Linked DNA regions of Homo sapiens: region 2 is linked to region 1. Evidence: chromatin loops called from intact Hi-C (ENCODE). Cell type or tissue: heart left ventricle. All regions are shown on one strand. Links, peaks and the distances in the headings refer to the core of each region. The heading gives the core; the rest is flanking DNA. Region 1 has its middle 42 kb from the start of MKLN1-AS. Region 2 has its middle 110 kb from the start of MKLN1-AS.

Evidence for each region. A loop is a pair of places that touch in the nucleus more often than their neighbours do. Peaks named below come from ENCODE experiments on the same cell type or tissue, not always from the same donor. Only the 100,000 strongest peaks of a DNase experiment are listed, where the experiment ranks them.
Region 2: it touches region 1 in a loop (1.9-fold over the local background); 6 of 110 quality-filtered maps call a loop at or near these places.

The regions. Positions count from the first base shown.
Region 1 is chr7:131,281,066-131,289,792 of GRCh38, reverse strand. It overlaps a transcript of MKLN1 not described here. Among named protein-coding and RNA genes, the nearest start is that of MKLN1-AS, 42 kb to the left of the region's middle. In heart left ventricle, for the core only: no CTCF peak of the experiment used is centred there; a DNase peak (open chromatin) is centred at 4,593; H3K27ac peaks cover 2,988 bases.
Region 2 is chr7:131,215,655-131,224,381 of GRCh38, reverse strand. It overlaps a transcript of MKLN1 not described here. Among named protein-coding and RNA genes, the nearest start is that of MKLN1-AS, 110 kb to the left of the region's middle. RefSeq lists a silencer at 3,146-3,346 and an enhancer at 5,230-5,299. In heart left ventricle, for the core only: no CTCF peak of the experiment used is centred there; a DNase peak (open chromatin) is centred at 4,681; H3K27ac peaks cover 1,788 bases.

The DNA of each region.
Region 1 (8,727 bases), core at 189-8,188:
CTTACTAGTAGCATTATTTGAAGCACATGAAAGATATTAACTAATTCTCCCAGCAAGTCTATGAAGTAGATACTGATTTTACCTTTTCCAGATGAGGAAACTGAGGTACAGGAAAGTTAAATAACTGCCCCCAAATGACACAGCAATCAAGTGATAGAGCTAGGATTGGAACTCAGGTGGTCTGTCTCTAGTGATGCATGCTGTTAAACACTAAAGTATGCTGTGCTGCTTCCTGGTAGTAAGAGATAAGAAACAAGTGGGTACTAGATCCTGTAGCTTATTAAAGTCCATTGGTAAGGATTTGCGGTTGGGGTTGTTTTTTCATTTTTTGTAGAGATGAGGTCTCGCTATGTTGGCCAGGCTGGTCTCAAACTCCTGGCCTCAAGGGATCCTCCCGCCTTGGTCTCCCAAAGTGCTGGGACCACAGGCGTGAGCCACCACACCTGGCTACTTGTAGGTTTTAATAACCATCCTTCCCCACTTCCTGCAAGTGTCATCATGTCTGCCACACCCATAAACCCCCTTCTAGGTTTCTAATAGACAGGACACCAAATTACGTAACAATTTATTCTGCCATTCCAAACAAAGCCATTTAGGCCAGGGGTGGGGACACCTGATCTAGGGCATCAGACCTATGCTCATGAGATGGTTTGTCAAGAAGGCTTTGATAGCCGGGCATGATGGACATGCCTGTAATACCAGCACTTTGGGAGGCTGAGGTGGAAGGATTGCCTGAGCCCAGGAGTTCAAGACTAGCCTGGGCAACACAGTGAGACCCCCATTTACTTCTACTTTAAAAAAATAATTTTTTTTTTTAAAAGAAGGCTCTGCCTAACCACCTGCACTTGATGGTGAACAGCCAAACTAGGCAGATTCTTTTGTTGAGTTGAATATGAAATACAAAGAGAGAGTCAGCAGTTAGAAATGGGCAGAAACTAAAAGATACACAGAGAGAAGGAAGAAAGCTGAGGTCATGTGGCAGCAAAAAGCATGCAGCAATAGAAGCTGTGAGATGAGAAAAGAATAGAAAGTACTGAACAGCAAGGGCAGTGGAGAGTCACAATACTAGCAGATAATTAGAGTGCAAAGCAACAGATACTGACTACTGAAGGGCCCACAAGATAACCCAGTTGCTAGGGCGGCACTGTGTGCTGAATCACCTTCCCACTCCTCGTTGCCAGAGTGTGGCAGAGAAGGACATGGGGCTTGTATTAGTCTTAAGCTTAGACTGAGGTAACCTGAGTATATCTCTCCGTTCTGAAAATTAAATTTTTGCTTCTTGGAATCTCTATCACTCAAGATCATGGCACAAAACTGAAGGCACATTGCGCTGGGATTTTGAAAATCATTTGATGAAATTGATATTTACAAGGATGTAGGGAGGGTGGTGGGAACTTAAGCGGATACTGAGGCACCCAAGGTCGAGTAGCAGTAGAAGTCCAGGCCTGAAGAGAAACAGTTTATCAGAGTCCAGAAAGAGCTAGAACTGTGAAGGGGCATACCTAATGCCAAACCCATGGCGCTAAAGCAGGGAGGAAAGGAGAAGAAATATCTCAACCTCTTTTGCCTCCTACCCTCTGATACTTGCTGATGCCTGCCATTGGACAAACCCAACAGTAAGCCAGAGGGCACTGGCTCCCAGGGGACGAAATCTGTGGGGTAACATCCTTGTCGGGAACAGAGTGTGGCAGAGAAGGACATGGGGCTTGTATTAATCCACTGTCACACTGCTATAATTTAAAGATACTACTGGAACCTGGGCAATTTATAAAGGAAAGAGGTTTAATTGACTCACCGTTCCACATGGCTGGGGAGGCCTCAGGAAACTTACAATCATGGCAGAAGGCAAAGGGGAAACAAGGACCTTCTTCACATGGCGTCAGGAGAGAGAAAAGTAAGAAGCAAAGGGGGAAGAGCCCCTTATAAAACCATCAGATCTCATGAGAACTCACTCACTATCACGAGAACAGCATGGGGGGAACCTCCCCCATGATCCAATCACCTCCCACTGGTCTTTCCCTAAACATGTGGGGATTATGGGGATTAAAATTCAAGATGAGATTTGGGTGGGGACACAAAGCCTAACCATATCAGGGCTATAATGGGTTGAATGATATTCTCCTCCCCCTCCCCCGCCAACAAAACATGCCCACAGCCGAATCTCTGGAACCTGGGAATATTACATTACATGGCAAAATATGTGATTAAGTTCAGGAGGACCTTATCCTGAGAGGAGGACCTTATCCTAGATCACTGTGGTAGGCCCTAAATGCAATCACATGTATCCTTATAAGAGAGAAGCAGAAACTTTAAGAGATAAAAGGAGGAGGCAATGTGACCTCAGAGGAGTGGCCACAAGCCAAGGAAGGCCTGGGGCCCCCAGACGCTGGAAGAAGCAAGGAGAAGATTCTCCCCCAGAGCTTTCAGGAGTGTGGCCTTGCCAACACTTGATTTCAGACTTCTGTCCTCCGGAACTGTGAGAAAATAAAATTCTGTTGTTTTAACCTATCCAGTTTGTAGTAATTTGTTACGGCAGTCACAGAAAACCAGGACAGGAGCCAGATGGAGAATAACCAGCACAAAACCTGTTCATCTCAGATGGGACAGGAGGATATACCTGATCACTTTAGCTGGACATTCTTTTGCCTGCCTTTTATATTCCCTTTGGTACTTTTTGTTTTGTTTTGAGACAGGGTTTCATTTCACTCTGTTACCCAGATTGGAGTGCAATGGCACGATTGTGGCTCACTGCAGCCTCAATCTTTAGGGCTCAATCGATCCTCCCATCTCAGCCTCCCAAGAAGCTGGGCCACAGGTGTGCACCACTACTTCCAGCTAATTTTTTTAAAAGTATATATGGGGCCTTGTTATGTTTCCCAGGCTGGTCTCAAACTCCTGGCCTCAAGCCATCCACCCATCTTGGCCTTCCAAAGTGCTGGGATTACAGGTGTGAGCCACCGTGCCTGGCCCATTGGGGCTCCTTTTGGGACCACTCATATGCCTCAAACTATATGCTCCTGAGTTGTAGTTCTTTTGTTATATAAATATTGTTTTATCCAAATAAGATTATGACATTCTTATTCGAAACAAGAACCTTGTCTTGTACATCTTTGTAGCCCATAAAAATCTTAGCACAGTACTTTAAACAGAGTGGACATTCTGTAATTGGTAAATGAGAAAGAAACCTTCCATTTGTCCATCTGTAAATGGAAAATAACAATTTCTACTGACTTGCCTCTCAGAGATAATGATGGCAGTGCTTCCTGGAAACAATTTTTTGTACCTGTAACAGAATGATATATCTGAAACACCCATTCCTACTGAGGCAATTCCTTGGGGGAGGAAAAAAAAACAAAGCTACATTTACTTTTAGCATGTCCTCCATTCCACGTGCAGATGAAACTGCTTGCAGATCACCCCACAAAGGAAAAGGCAGGGGATAATTAAGAAAATATAAGAGCTGAGGACTGATATCTTCTTAGGAACTTTGATTCATTCAATAAACATTTATCAAAGAACTACTATGTTAAAATATAGTCCATTGGCCAGGCGCAGTGGCTCACACCTGTAATCCCAGCACTTTGAGAGGCCAAGGCAGACAGATCACTTGAGATCAGGAGTTCGAGACCAGCCTGGCCAACATGGTGAAACCCTGTCTCTACTAAAAATACAAAATTAGTCCGGCGTGATAACGCATGCCTGTAATCCCAGCTCCTTGGGAGGTGGAGGCACGAGAATCGCTTGAACCCGGGAGACGAAGGTTGCAGTGAGACGGCGCCACTGCACTCCAGCCTGGGCGACAGAGTGAAACTGTGTCTCAAAAAAAAAAAAAAAAGTCCATAGATGCTGAGGAAACACACGCAGAGAATAAGGCATGATCCCAAGTCAGTAATTGTCACGCAATATGATGAATGGTTTTTATAAGAGCAAAATGCTATGGGGCCAGAAAAAAGGGAATGACTAACTATTGATGGGAGTTTCACCAAAAAAACTCACAATCAAGCTGGTCTCTTAAGACTGCATCAGGCAGAGGTGAAGTCAAGGGCATTCCAGGACCAAGAGAAACAGCTTTGCCTGAGCTGTTGCCAAGCAAACCACACCCTCAGCTCAGCCCTATTGTATCTACAGAGGCCTATTTTTATTCTTTATCCTCATCGCTACTTTTTAAGAGAAGAAAAGAATGCTGACTTCTTCCCTAATTTGCATCCATGTATTTTATATGCCAAAGAAAGGTGATTGTCAGGAGGGAAAATAGAAGTTGACTTTCGGCAAGTCCAATTACGACAGGTCCTCACATCCATCTGATAATAAGTTAACATGGAAACGCTTACCTTTGCTGAGCTTCTACCTCATTTCGGAAAATTGGGTTAGGCTATCCTGTGAATGCAGTACCAGGGGGAAAGTGGACAAGGTATGAGCGCATCCCGTGTCTCATTGCCCCACACCAGGAGGTTCATCTTTGGCAAACACTCCTTGAATGGGAATTATGGCTGAGGCCCTTTTTCCTCCCCTAGGCTGACCTTCACATCACTCCTCAGGGAACAACTCTGCCTAGGGCACCGCCCAGCTTCCCTCCCAGGCCAGCCCTGCTAGGCCTCTGAGACCAGAGCCGTGCTGCTTATGAGTGGAAGAAAGGAGAAAAAACTCTTAGGACAGCAGCCAGGAGAGAATGAAAGACTGGCCAAACCCACCAAGGAGCAAACGGTTCCCCATCCTCACCCTGCAGCTTCTGCTGGAAAAGCGGGGAGGCTGGGGAACCGGAATCTCAGCCTCAGAGTACGCATCACTTATCCTTGTTTTCTCAAGAAGCCTCTACCTTCCAGGCCCTGCCAGGAAGCTGGCAGCATTTTCCTGAAGCAGTAATAACAAGGACAGAGCGTTCTAGCCTGCTGGAGCCTGCTGGCTGGTCACTCTTTCCACTGCCTTTTGTTTTCATGCATCATTCCCCTCACTTGCTTCTCAGATTCCTCAGGGCTTTGAAAAAGCCACAAATGCTCCACACAGTGACACCACCCAGCGGGCTGGCAGACATAGCTGACAGGCACCTTGCCCTAAGCGACCGCACGTATGCAAGCCCTGACAGCTGATACCCAGCCACACACCTGGTGAGAGGGAAGGCAGCACTTAGAAAGGGCCCACCCTATTCACGTAGCTGGCAAAGGTAGGGCTTTAGATCAACTACAGCCCAGTGCACTGGTAAATCACAGACCGCTTTTTTATTCAAAGTGTATCTGTATGTTGGACAGTGGTACTTCCCCACCCTTTCCTCAAACATCTAAATCCAGCCAACATAGATGCTACCAACAGAGCACCAGAGTAACCTCAGCGTGACAATCCACATATCAATATATTAGATCATATACACATGCATACTTGGAGCAGACTTAACTTTATTTGTGTTTTAGAACCACCTGTAGCCTATTTCAAACCACACTCCAGAGTGAACCTATCAGAATCTATGAAAATAGGGCTTAGATATGTGTATTTTTAAAAAACTTGACAGCGTTGGTTAGAATGTGGGACAAGACAAATTCTTGTATATCATTGATGAGATATATAACAATTGGTTCAGCTGCTGTGGACAGTAAGCTGGAAGGCAATCTAGTCAAGTCGGAAGTGCGCATATCCTATTCCCTAGCAATTTTTGTTCTAGATATATTCCCTAGAACTCTCACACATGTGTTCAAGGAGACGTACACCAGGGCATGATTTACATCATGATTTGGAATAGCAAAAAACTGGCCATAACAAATATCCACCCACAGGAGAATAGATTCTAGAACATTTACACAATGGAGCACTACATTGCAGTATTATATAATATAATGTTATGTTATATAGAATGGATTAGCTCTACAAGTACCACAGATAAATCTCCAAATCACAATGTTGAGAAAAAAAGCTACAGAAAAAAATATGTACACTATTTACATACAGGTTTAAACATGCAAAACTTGCCTATTGTGTAGTAAAACTATAAAAACATGTGGGAAGGACACTCACAGTCTTCAACAGATTGGTTACCTCTGGAGAGAGTTGAAATGAAAGGGCCTTCTCGGCCGGGCACAATGGCACACGCCTGTTATCCCAGCATTTTTGGGAGGCCAAGATGCGCAGACAGCTTCAGCCCAGGAGTTCTAGACCAGCCTGAGCAACATCATGAAACCCTGTTTCTACAAAAAATACAAAAATTAGCCAGCTGTGGTGGTGCATGCCTGTAGTCCCAGCTACTCGGGAGGCTGAGGTGGGAGGATCACCTGAGCCCAGGAGGTCAAGGCTGCAGTGAGCTGTGAGTGCACCAGTGTACTCCAGCCTGTTTTGGGCAACAGAGTGAGATGCTGTCTCAAAAAAAAAAAAAAAGAGAAGAAAGAAAGCAGTAAAGAGAGAGAGAGGAAGGAAGGAAGGAAGGAAGGAAGGAAGGAAGGAAGGAAGGAAGGAAGGAAGGAGGGGAAGGGAAGGGAAGGAGGGAGGGAGGGAGGGAGGGAGGGAAGGGCCTTCTCTTGTAACTAGAAGGTTTTATCATGGCAAGCCGTTATTATTTATTAAATCTGGATAATGAGTCCATATCCCACAGGTAACTCTGAGGGTCATGGCCATCGACAGCGGAAGGATCTTTTGAGATTCTTAGATTCTCAGTTACAGAAAATAAAAGTTTGATCTGTATAATGAGCCATCCCCATAAACATAAATGACACTGAAGAGCCCTCTCAGTAACGTATGCAGATTGAGATGCTGTTCATGAACGGAGGAGCTGTTGCACAGGCCCAATTCCCCTCCCTTACTAGGTGCCCGTGTGACCTGCTGGCCTTGTGAGCATCCTAAACAGAGTCAGAGCTGCAGTGGAATGAAGATGAGGATTGGTCCACGTGTGGAAATCATGACTATAGTCATATCCAGAAATTTCCAAACCTGGCTGAAAATCAGATAAAACTTTTAATGCAGTTGTCCATGCCCCACCATCTGAGAATATGATACAATAGGTCTGACATGAGACTCTGGAATCTGTATATTTAAAAGGCTTGCCAAGAGATTCTGATGATCGCCAGGTTTGAGAAATGATAACCAACCATGGTTATATTCTATTAATGTTTTCAAAGAAGATGGGTAGGAAGAGAAAAGGGAGAAAAGGAAATAAGAAAATTAAAGAAGGAAGGGGAGAAAGAAGGAAGGGAAGGAGGTGAGCCTTCGAACCCAGCTCAGATCCCTCCTCCTCTATTTCTCCTAGACCTCTATAGCCTCCACGTCCCTCCTCATCCCCTGAACTTGCTAGATCTCTAATCATCTGGTAACATTCATTTGGCAATTATGTACTTCCCTGTATGTTGCTGTCAAGGGCTACTGTTTAATCAATAAGTTTATGTCTTACTTTTTGAATTAGGCTATAAGCTTCTTCAGGACAAAGACCATGTTTTCTTCATCTTTCTTTTTTTTTTTTTTTTTTTTGAGACGGAGTTTCACTCTTGTTGCCCAGGCTGGAGTGCAATGGCACTATCTCGGCTCACCACAACCTCCGCCTCCCGGGTTCAAGCGATTCTCCTGCCTCAGCCTCCCAAGTAGCTGGGATTACAGGCATGCGCCACCATGCCCAGCTAATTTTGTATTTTTAGTAGAGATGAAGTTTCTCCATGTTGGTCAGGCTGGTCTCAAACTCCCAAACTCAGGTAATCCACCCGCCTTGGCCTCCCAAAGTGCTGGGATTACAGGCATGAGCCACCATGCCCAGCCCATCTTTTTATTTCTAGTGTCTAACATGATGCCTCCCACAGAGTAAGCAGTAAAGCACCATGATAAGAGTATAAGATAAAACAGGCTCAGAAATGTGGCAGTGGCTGGGCATGGTGGCTGTAATCCCAGCACTCTGGGAGGCTGAGGTGGGAGGACGCTTGAGGCCAGGAGTTCAAGGCCAGCCTGGGCAACATAGTGAGACCCCCATCTTTGCAAAAAATTTAGAAATTAGCTGAGTGTGCATGTGTAGTCCTAGCCACTCACAAGACTGAGATGGGATGATTGCTGAGCTCACAAGTTGGAGGTTGCAGTGAGCTATGATCATGCCACTGCGCTCCACCCTGGGTGACAGAGCAAGACTGTAAACAAAAAAAAAAAGAAAAGAAATATGGCAGGATACAAGATCAATAAACAAAAATCAATTGTATTTCTATACACTAGCAATGAATAATCCTGAAAAATGAAATCCAATGCAATCTCCATCAAAATCCCAACTTTTTTTTTATTTTACAGAAATTGACAAGCTGATCATGCTATTCACATGGAAATACAACCCAAAATAGCCAAAACAATCTTGAAGAGGAAGAACAAAGTTGGAAGAGGCATAGTTCCTGATTTCAAAACCTACCAGAAAACTACAGTAATCACGACATAAGGCATAAGGATACACATATAGATGAATGGAATAGACTTGAGAGACTAAAAATAAACCCTCACATTGGTATTGAATTGAATTTCTGAAGAGTGCCAAGACAATTCGATAGGGAAAGAACCGTTTTTTCAACAAATGTTGCTGGGACAACTGGATACCTGTAAAAAAATGAAGTTGAACTCTCAACACTATACAAAAAAAAAAAAGAATAACTCAAAATGGATCATAGGCCTAAATGCATGAATTAAAACTATAAAACTCCTATCAGAAAACAAGAGTAAATGTTCATGACCTTGGATTTGGCAATAGTTTCTTGGATGTCGCCAAAGCAGAAGTAACAAAAGAAAAAA
Region 2 (8,727 bases), core at 507-8,506, 66 kb after region 1:
TAGAGATGGGGTTTCGCCATGTTGGCCAGGCTAGTCTTAAACTCCTGACCTAAGGGGATCTGCCCACCTTGGCCTCCCAAAGTGCTGGGATTACAGGTGTGAGCTACCGCACCCAGCCCCAGCTAATTTTTAAATTTTTGTATAGAAACCAGGTTTCTCTGTGTTGCCCAGGCTGATCTCAAATTCTTGGCCTCAAGCGATTGATTGTCCCCAATAGCTTCCCAAAGTGCTGGGATTACAGGTTTGAGCCTCCACACCAGCCAGTGCTTTGAGTTTTTAAACTTTTTGGTTTTGATGTCCCTGTTAAGATGCAAATGCAGGTGGGTTCAGCGGCTCACACCTGTAATCCCAGCACTTTGGGAGGACAAGGTGGGCAGATCACGAGGTCAGGAGTTCGAGATCAGCCTGACTAACATGGTGAAACCCATCTCTATTAAAAATACAAAAATTAGTCAGGTGTGGTGGTGTGTGCCTGTAATCCCAGCTACTCAGGAGGCTGAGTCAGGAGAATCGCTTGAACCCAGGAGGCGGAGGCTGGAGTAAGCCGAGATCGCACCACTGTACTCCAGCCTTGGCAACAGAGCAAGACTCCATCTCAAAAAAAACAAAAACAACAACAAAAAAAGCACATGCAGTGTATAGAGCTGAGGCTGTAACTCAGAAGTGATCAGCTCATTTCTTAGCAAGAATTCGCTATCAGTTCCAGCCAGCTCAGCATGAGAGCCCTGTGGGAAGAAGATCCAGGAAAAGCATTTTAGAGATGGAGAATGGGCAGAGGCCTTGGGAATTAAGAGCGGCAAGCTGACAGGAGGCATGAAAGAGCCACAGAAAAATCTCTGTGTAGCAATGAGGCCTGGTCCCGCAACACAAGTCAGGGTTAGTGTAGGCAGCAGAAACCCAAGCTCATCCTAACTTCCTGTAAATCTTTCTTCTCTGCTAACCCAGTTTTACTAGGCAAAGTCATCTGGGGCACAGCCAGAGGGACATATGGAAGGTTCAGAGGATTAGCAGAGTACCTGTGATGTTCCGAGCTATGGCTACGGTCTTCCAGAGTAAGGAAGCCAATGTCCTGGGCTTGTCTCCAGACCAGTTTGCTACTCTCACCAGAAAACCTGTCCTACAGCTCTGAACTGGTTGCCTGACTCCAGCCAACCATCTAAAAATTTCATGACCCTGTTCCCAAGGGTCTGAAAGGGGAATGTGGGGAAGAATCCCTATAAACTCACCCAGATTGGCAACAGATCCCAAAGTAGTATCCTTTCCTATGTAGGGGCAGAGCACTTCTTACCATGAAGATAGCATAGTGCTTGTTATATGCTGAAACTGTATTTATTTATTTTTTTTTCTGAGACAGAGTCTTGCTCTGTCACCAAAAGTGGAGTGCAGTGGCGTGATCTCTGCAACCTCCACCTCCGGGGTTCAAACCATTCTCATGCCTCAGCCTCCCAAGTAACTAGGATAACAGGTGCGCACCACCATGCATGGCTAGTTTTTATTTTCTTTCTTTTTTTTTTTTTTTTTGTATTTTTAGCAAAGAGGATTTTACCATGTTGGCCAGGCTGGTCTTGAACTCCTGACCTCAGGTGATTCACCTGCCTTGGCCTCCCAAAATGTTGAGATTACAGGCGTGAGCCACTGTACCCGGCCTGAAATTGTATTTTTAAATGTTTATATGGGTAGAAATGGCTTCCTTGTGCCCTTATCCCTGGAGAGAAAGAAGGGCAGATTCTGATGTCTTCTGCAGAATTAAGCCTGTGAACACGTGACTGCCAGTGGATACACCAGGAGGCACACAGAAGTTTCAGAGGAATACACACACTGCCCAAACCCAACAGAGAGTGTTATACCTTAGGGGAGATGCTTTGTAAAAGCAGCCATGAAATCTCCAAAGGAGATCCTGGGAGACTCTACATAAACCAGAGTGGCAGCATGGTGGAGTAGTGAAAAGCATGACTTCGGGTATTAAAGATGCTAATACCAGAGAGATGTCTTCCCTTCTTCCACCACGTGGGGACACAGCAGGAAGGTGCCATCTATAAACCAGAGAAGTAACAGCTGGGTAACTCTGAGCAAGTCCTTAACCTCTCTGGGCTTCAGTTTCCTTTTCCTCATCCATAAAATTCAGACAATAGTAGTTCTTAGCTCACAGGGTTGTTGTAAGGATTAAATGAGTTAATATTTAAAAATACTTAGAGGCCAGGCACAGTGGCCTGTAATCCCAGCACTTCGGGAGGCCGAGGTGGGCAGATCACTTAAAGTGATCACTAGATCACCCTAGCCAACATAGTGAAACCCCATCTCTACTAAAATTAGCCGGGCATGGTGGTGCATGCCTGTAGTCCCAGCTACTCAAGAGGCTAAGGTAGGAAAATTGCTTGAACCCAGGAGGCGGAGGTTGCAGTGAGCCGAGATCACACCACCACAATCCAGCCTGGGCGACAGAGCAACACTCCATGTCAAAATAAATAAATAAATAAAATAAAAGCACTTAGAACAGTGTCTGAACAGTGTCTGTCACACAGCAAGAACTATTTAAGTGTTACATTTAAAAAGTGGCAAGAGGCCGGGCATGGTGACTCATACCTGTAATCCCAGCACTTCGGGAGGCTAAGGTGGGTGGATCACCTAAGGTCAGGAGCTCGAGACCAGCCTGGTCAACATGGTGAAACCCCACCTCTACTAAAAATACAAAAAAAAAAAAAAAAAATTAGCCGGGTGTGGTGGCACACACCTGTAATCCCAGCTACTCAGGAGGCTGAGGCAGGAGAATCATCCAAACCAGAAGACGGAGGTTGCAGTGAGCCTAAATCATGCCACTGCCCTCCAGCGTGGGTGATGGAGCCAGACTTCGGTCTTTAAAAAAAAAAAAAAAAAAAAAAGTGGCATGATCAAATCTCCAGAATGGAAACCTCAGTTGGTTCCATGATTCACCCAGTCTAAGGAGGTCTTCCATTGGCTCTGTCCTGCACTTACCCTCTCAGCATACTGGCATGAGGAGGTTGGAAGATGCCTGGACACCTTTCTCCTCCAGCACTAGGCAGGGCACCTCTGCTCTACTCTGCTTCTTGGCCATGTGCACGCCCAGGGCCATGAACCAACAATGGGGAGCTCCACCCAGGGCTTGGACCAGAAATGGGCATCCCTCAATTCAAACCCCGCAGGCCCTTTCCAGGCTCCATGTCTGTACTGTCACCAAGTGTTGCAACTCAACCTGTCCATCACGCATACTGTGCACCAAGCCAGGGTTACAGAACACAAGGAAAAGCTATTCTTGAGAAAGGTAGGAAAAGCAGATAAAGGTTTGCTGCAAAATCACTGATATGAGGCAGATGGATTAACATGGGAGAAAAGGTATACAAATTGACTTCATATGCATGAAACTACCCACACAGGGTTGACAAGAATTGCATGCCAGGTTCTGGACAGAAATACAGGTATTTCATAGTGCATTCATAGAATATATTACATAATATGTTATATAATATCATTAATTAAATATAAGCATTAATCAGGCTGCACTTTGGCCCACTTCCTTGTTGCTAAAAGTCACTAGATACTGAAGATTTGTACCCTCTCTGTTCCTCCAGACGGGATATCTGACGTCAGAATCAATCATAAGGCTTTTGTTTAAGGATCACTTAAGATGTTTTTTAGACCTCTAATTCTAGCAACCAATTTGAAGACCCCCCACAGAGGAAGAGGATCAGCATGAGCGAATAGCTGCTTCATCTCCCTGTCCCATGATGTCACGCTACACTCTTCTACCAACTGATGACCTCCACACTGGCCCACTCCAAAACCCTTAATAACCCTAACTCCAAATTCCTCCTGGAGATGTGTTTGAGTTTTTCTCCCATCTCCTTGTTCAGTGACCCTATGATTAAACCTCTTTCTCTGCTCCAACCAGGTGTCTCGGTATATTGACTTGCGTGGGCATTGGGCAATGAACCTATTACGGTTACATGTATACAAGGGCCTTCAGAATGAAGATCCAGCTTCCCAATGAGATACAGAAGCTTTGATACCGTCTTGAGGTTACAGAAAAAAATGGGGGCTTGATCCTTATAAAACAGGTTATGGGAGTGGGGAGAAAGAGAATTCTGTTGAGGGGCAATAAATGATTACTAGGGAGAATGATAGGATGGGGACTAGAAATTAACTTGTAAATAGTTTTCATTGGAATAATAAATGAGTGGAAAGACAGGCACTATCTTGTGAAAGGGTCTGTTCATGTGTGGTTACATTCTTGGTCTTCCAAAGAGGGAAAGAAAACAATTGTTCTCCTTGGTAAGACTGATCTCAGGCAGATAAAGGAACTTCAATTTCTTTGGTAGAGATTGGAGGTGAGGGGGGAAGGTCGGAAGGTCAGAGAGACCTTGAGGATTCCTCAGTGCGGCATGTCAGTGCGCCATATTGTGGGATGTTGGTTTCTGAGCCCCACCATAGAGAAACTAGCAGGTGGCAGGAAGAAGGAAGGATCACGTAAGAGGAAACCAAACACACAAGGAAAAAAGTAAAAAGCTGAAGTAAGTATGAGGAAACTTTTTTTGTCTCTCTATTTTTGGCCAAGTGAAAAAAACAAACACAAGAGAATAAACCCAGTGACTAGAATCAGACACAGCCAGTGGAGGGAGGGAACAAAAGCGAGCTGCAGAATTGCAAATCCATGCTAATTACCTCACCCTTCCTCCTGTGCTGGGCTGAACCCAGGGCCCGACAGCCATTTGTACCATGGCCTAATAATGATTTCATTTCACAGACTTCCTCCCACTTTTTTTTTTTCCTTACAAAGTCCATCACAATTCTGTTTTGGGAAGTAGAAACAGTATCTATCTTTAGACAAGTTAAATGCCAAAAGAACTCAGATAAGCATATCTGAGAAGTAAAGAATAGTTGGTGTGACCAGGACAAATTTCAAATCACAAATATTCGAAATTCTTCTCTGTGCCTTGGAGAGAGAAGTGCCTTTGTTTGCTGAATTGGCTCACAGAACGACTTGGCCTTTGTCCTGTTGTGTAGGACACAGGATGGGGCACAGAAACCAAGGGGAGGCAAAATATTTATCAAGTGCCTACTATTATATCAGGCATTCTGCAAGATGTTAGAAATGCCTCTGCCCTCTGGATGCTAACACTATTTTTTTTTTTAACATTTTTAAAATTGTGGTAAAAAATACCCAAAATATAAAATTTGCCATCTTAACCACTTTTAAGTCTACTGTGCATTTGTGTTAAGTGTGTTCACATTGTTGGACCATCAATCTCCAAAATTTTCCATCTTGCAAAACTGAAGCTTTGTACCCATTAAACAACTCTCATTTCTCCTTCCTCCCCCAGCTTCTGGCAACCACCATTCTGCTTTCTGTTCCTAAGAATTGACCATTCTAGATACTTCACATGAGTGTAATCACACTCATAAATTAGTCTCATAAATGAGTCTGAAAGACAGGCACTATCTTGTGAAAGGGTCTGTTCATCTGTGGTTACATTCTTGGTCTTCCGGAGAGGGGAAGAAAATGCTTGTTCTCCTTGGTAAGACTGATCTCAGGCAGATAAAGGAACTTCAATTTCTTTGGTAGAGGTCGGGGGTCGGGGGGAAGGTTGGAAGGTCAGAGAGACCTTGAGGTATTTGTCTTGTTGTGACTGGCTTATTTCACTCGGCATCATGTTCCCAAGGTTCATCCATGTTGTAGCCTGTGTCAGAATTTCCTTTCTTTTTAAGACTGAATAATAATCCATTGTATGCACATACCACATTTTATTTATCCACTGGGAACCACCTATACAAAAATTACGACAGTGAAGGAAATGTAGCATAACTAACTACATCTTGTTTTAACCTCACAGGCTAACTTGCTCATTCCAAGCTAATTATGGGAGGAATTTAGTTCATAGTTTAACTTCAAAACAAAGACGATGATACTTCTTTCCTGAACTAACCCCCTCTACTTGCTCAGGGACCAAAACCACTTTCATATAACTAACGTAAGTCCACAAGGTTAGAATTGTGACAGAGGTCTGAATTCTGCTAAGATATACACATAATTAAACTCTAATCAGTCATTGTTTTATAACTTGCCTTTAAAAACTACTTACTACTCAGGAGTCATGTAGCGAATGGTAACAAGATTTATAACTTTTCCAATTGCCCCTATGGATAACATCATTATTGTAAAACCTAAGAATGGTATTTGAGATATTTTTCAGACCTTGTATTCCGTATGAACCAACTGGCACCACTCAGACCCATAACCTGCACCCGAGAACTGACTCAGTGCAAGAAAACACTTTCAAGCCCCTATGATTTCATCCCAACCCAACCAATCAGCATTCCCCATTCCCTAGCTCCTGCCTGCCAAACTATCCTGGAAAAACCCTAGCCCTCACATTCTTGGGGAGGCGGATTTGAGAATTATCTCCTGTCCTTCCATTTGGCTGGCCCCACATTTATTAAACTCTTTCTTTGCTGCAGAACCTGCTAGTTTTGCATTGACTTTTCTGGGCAGCAGGCAAGAAGAACCCGGTTGGGCGATTACACATTAATCTGTCATTGGACACTTAGGTTGCTTCCACCTCTTGGCTATTGTGCATAATGCTGCTATGAACACAGGGGTACAAGTATTTCTTCAAACTAACACTCTTTTAAGGAGCCTATCCCATCATATTTTGTTTTGTTTTGTTTTTTGAGACAGAGTTTCACTCTTTCGCCCAGGCTGGAGTGCCATGGCACGATCTCGGCTCACTGCAACGCCTGCCTCTCGGGTTCAAGCAATTTGCCTGCCTCAGCCTCCTGAGTAGCCGGGATTACAGGTGCCCACAACCACACCTGGTTAATTTTTGTATTTTTAGTAGAGACAGGGTTTCACCATGTTGGCCAGGCTGGTCTCGAACTCCTGACCTCAGGTGATCTGCCTGCCTCAGCCTCCCAAACTGTTGGGATTACAGGCGTGAGCCACTGTGCCCAAGCTATCCCATCATATTTGGATGATTTATTTGCCCAACAATCGGCCCAACTGGATTTTTAGTTGCACAGGGATCTGTTTTATTTATCTTTGTATCCCCATTTCCTGTACTGTGTAAGCACATAGTAGGAACTCAATACATATTTGTATTTGTTGAAAAAAATAATTTATTTTTATACTTCTTAGTCACTACTGTTGCAGCTGGCTGTTTTACATATTTTAATAAATAAGTTTTGCAATTTTAATGAATGCTATTTTGATTATATTTATATACTAAGCTAGTTTATATAAGGGGATTCATATAAAAAATATCTAAATCTCAATCAAAATTCACTTTCTAGATGAAATGCCATCGACAATTCCTTCTCACTTATTTTGCTTAAAATCAACTATCATGGTTCTTATTCCTGTCTTTTTAGCCTCTCATTTCCTCAAGCCATGGTACTGCATAGATCCTGAGGGCACTCAATAGGGGGTCTCCTCAGTTCATGGGACATCTTGTTGAATAAAGCCAGGTATGGGCCCAGAGTTTGGTTTGAGTTATTTTCGTGAGGAGGCACAGGATGAAAAAGGCACAGCCCTATCATTGGAGGAACTCACAGTCCTGTGGCTGTCTGGTTAGTAAGAGGCCTCAGTTTTTTCGGGTGCAGAAAATAGTATTTATCTCCATTCCCATTACCCAGGTGACAGACACAGACACAAGTATAGTGTTTACCAAGCACAAGGACCTGAAAGACATTGTAGAAATTGAGTAGCATTGTGTTTGGTGATAATTACTGCATGAAGTGTCGGCAGTAGTAGAAGCTAGTTCTGTAATCCTTTACAAAATAGACATTGAAATTATGATTTCTGGTCAAGGTAGCATTGCTGAACCTTTGAGGCACTCGCTCAGCTCTAAGCACAAAGCAATGGTTATTAAAATATAAAGGAGAAAAATTAAAAGACACAGTTTTCTCCAAATATAATAAACTTTCTTTTTTTTCTTTTTTTTTTTTTTTGAGTCAGAGACTCAGTCTGTCGCCCAGGCTGGAGTGCAGTGGCGCAATGTCGGCTCACTGCAACCTCCGCCTCCTGGTTTTAAGCGATTCTCCTGCCTCAGCTTCCCAAGTAGCTGGGATTACAGGAGTGCGCCACCACGCACTCCTGTATTTTTTGTATTTTCAGTACAGTTTTTTGTATTTTTAGTAGAGAGGGAGTTTCACCATGTTGGCCAGGCTAGTCTTGAACTCCTGACCTCAGGTGATCTGCCTGCCTCTGCCTCCCAAACTGCTGGGATTAGAGGCATGAGCCACTATGCCCAGCCCAAATATAAACTTTTCTTTTGACCGGAAATGCAAAGCAATAAATGGGGCTAAAAACATGGGCCGGTTCGGTTCCAGGTCTGAAAAGAGGCAGGGGATGCTAGAATGGGGCGTCTAGACTCCTTAAAGGGAACTAACAGTGACCTGCATGGAGTGAGGGGAGCGGGTGGTAAACCAGGTTCACTGCTTGAACCTATGGGCTAGACTGAGAGCCCCTATCCCCCCCAAACAAACTGGCTTGTTAGGCTAAATAAGCTGACCGCATGTGGTAATAGGCTTTACATGAAGGAATGATGGGGCAGGAAGAAAGGACACAGACAGGAAACTGGATCAAGCAACTACAGGCCTCCATGACTGAATCCATGGTATCTCCATCATCACAGTAGAGAAAAAGAAAAGACAAACTCTCCTTGTTTGGATAATGTAATCGTTTATGAAGAATATCATACAGACTATCTGAAAATA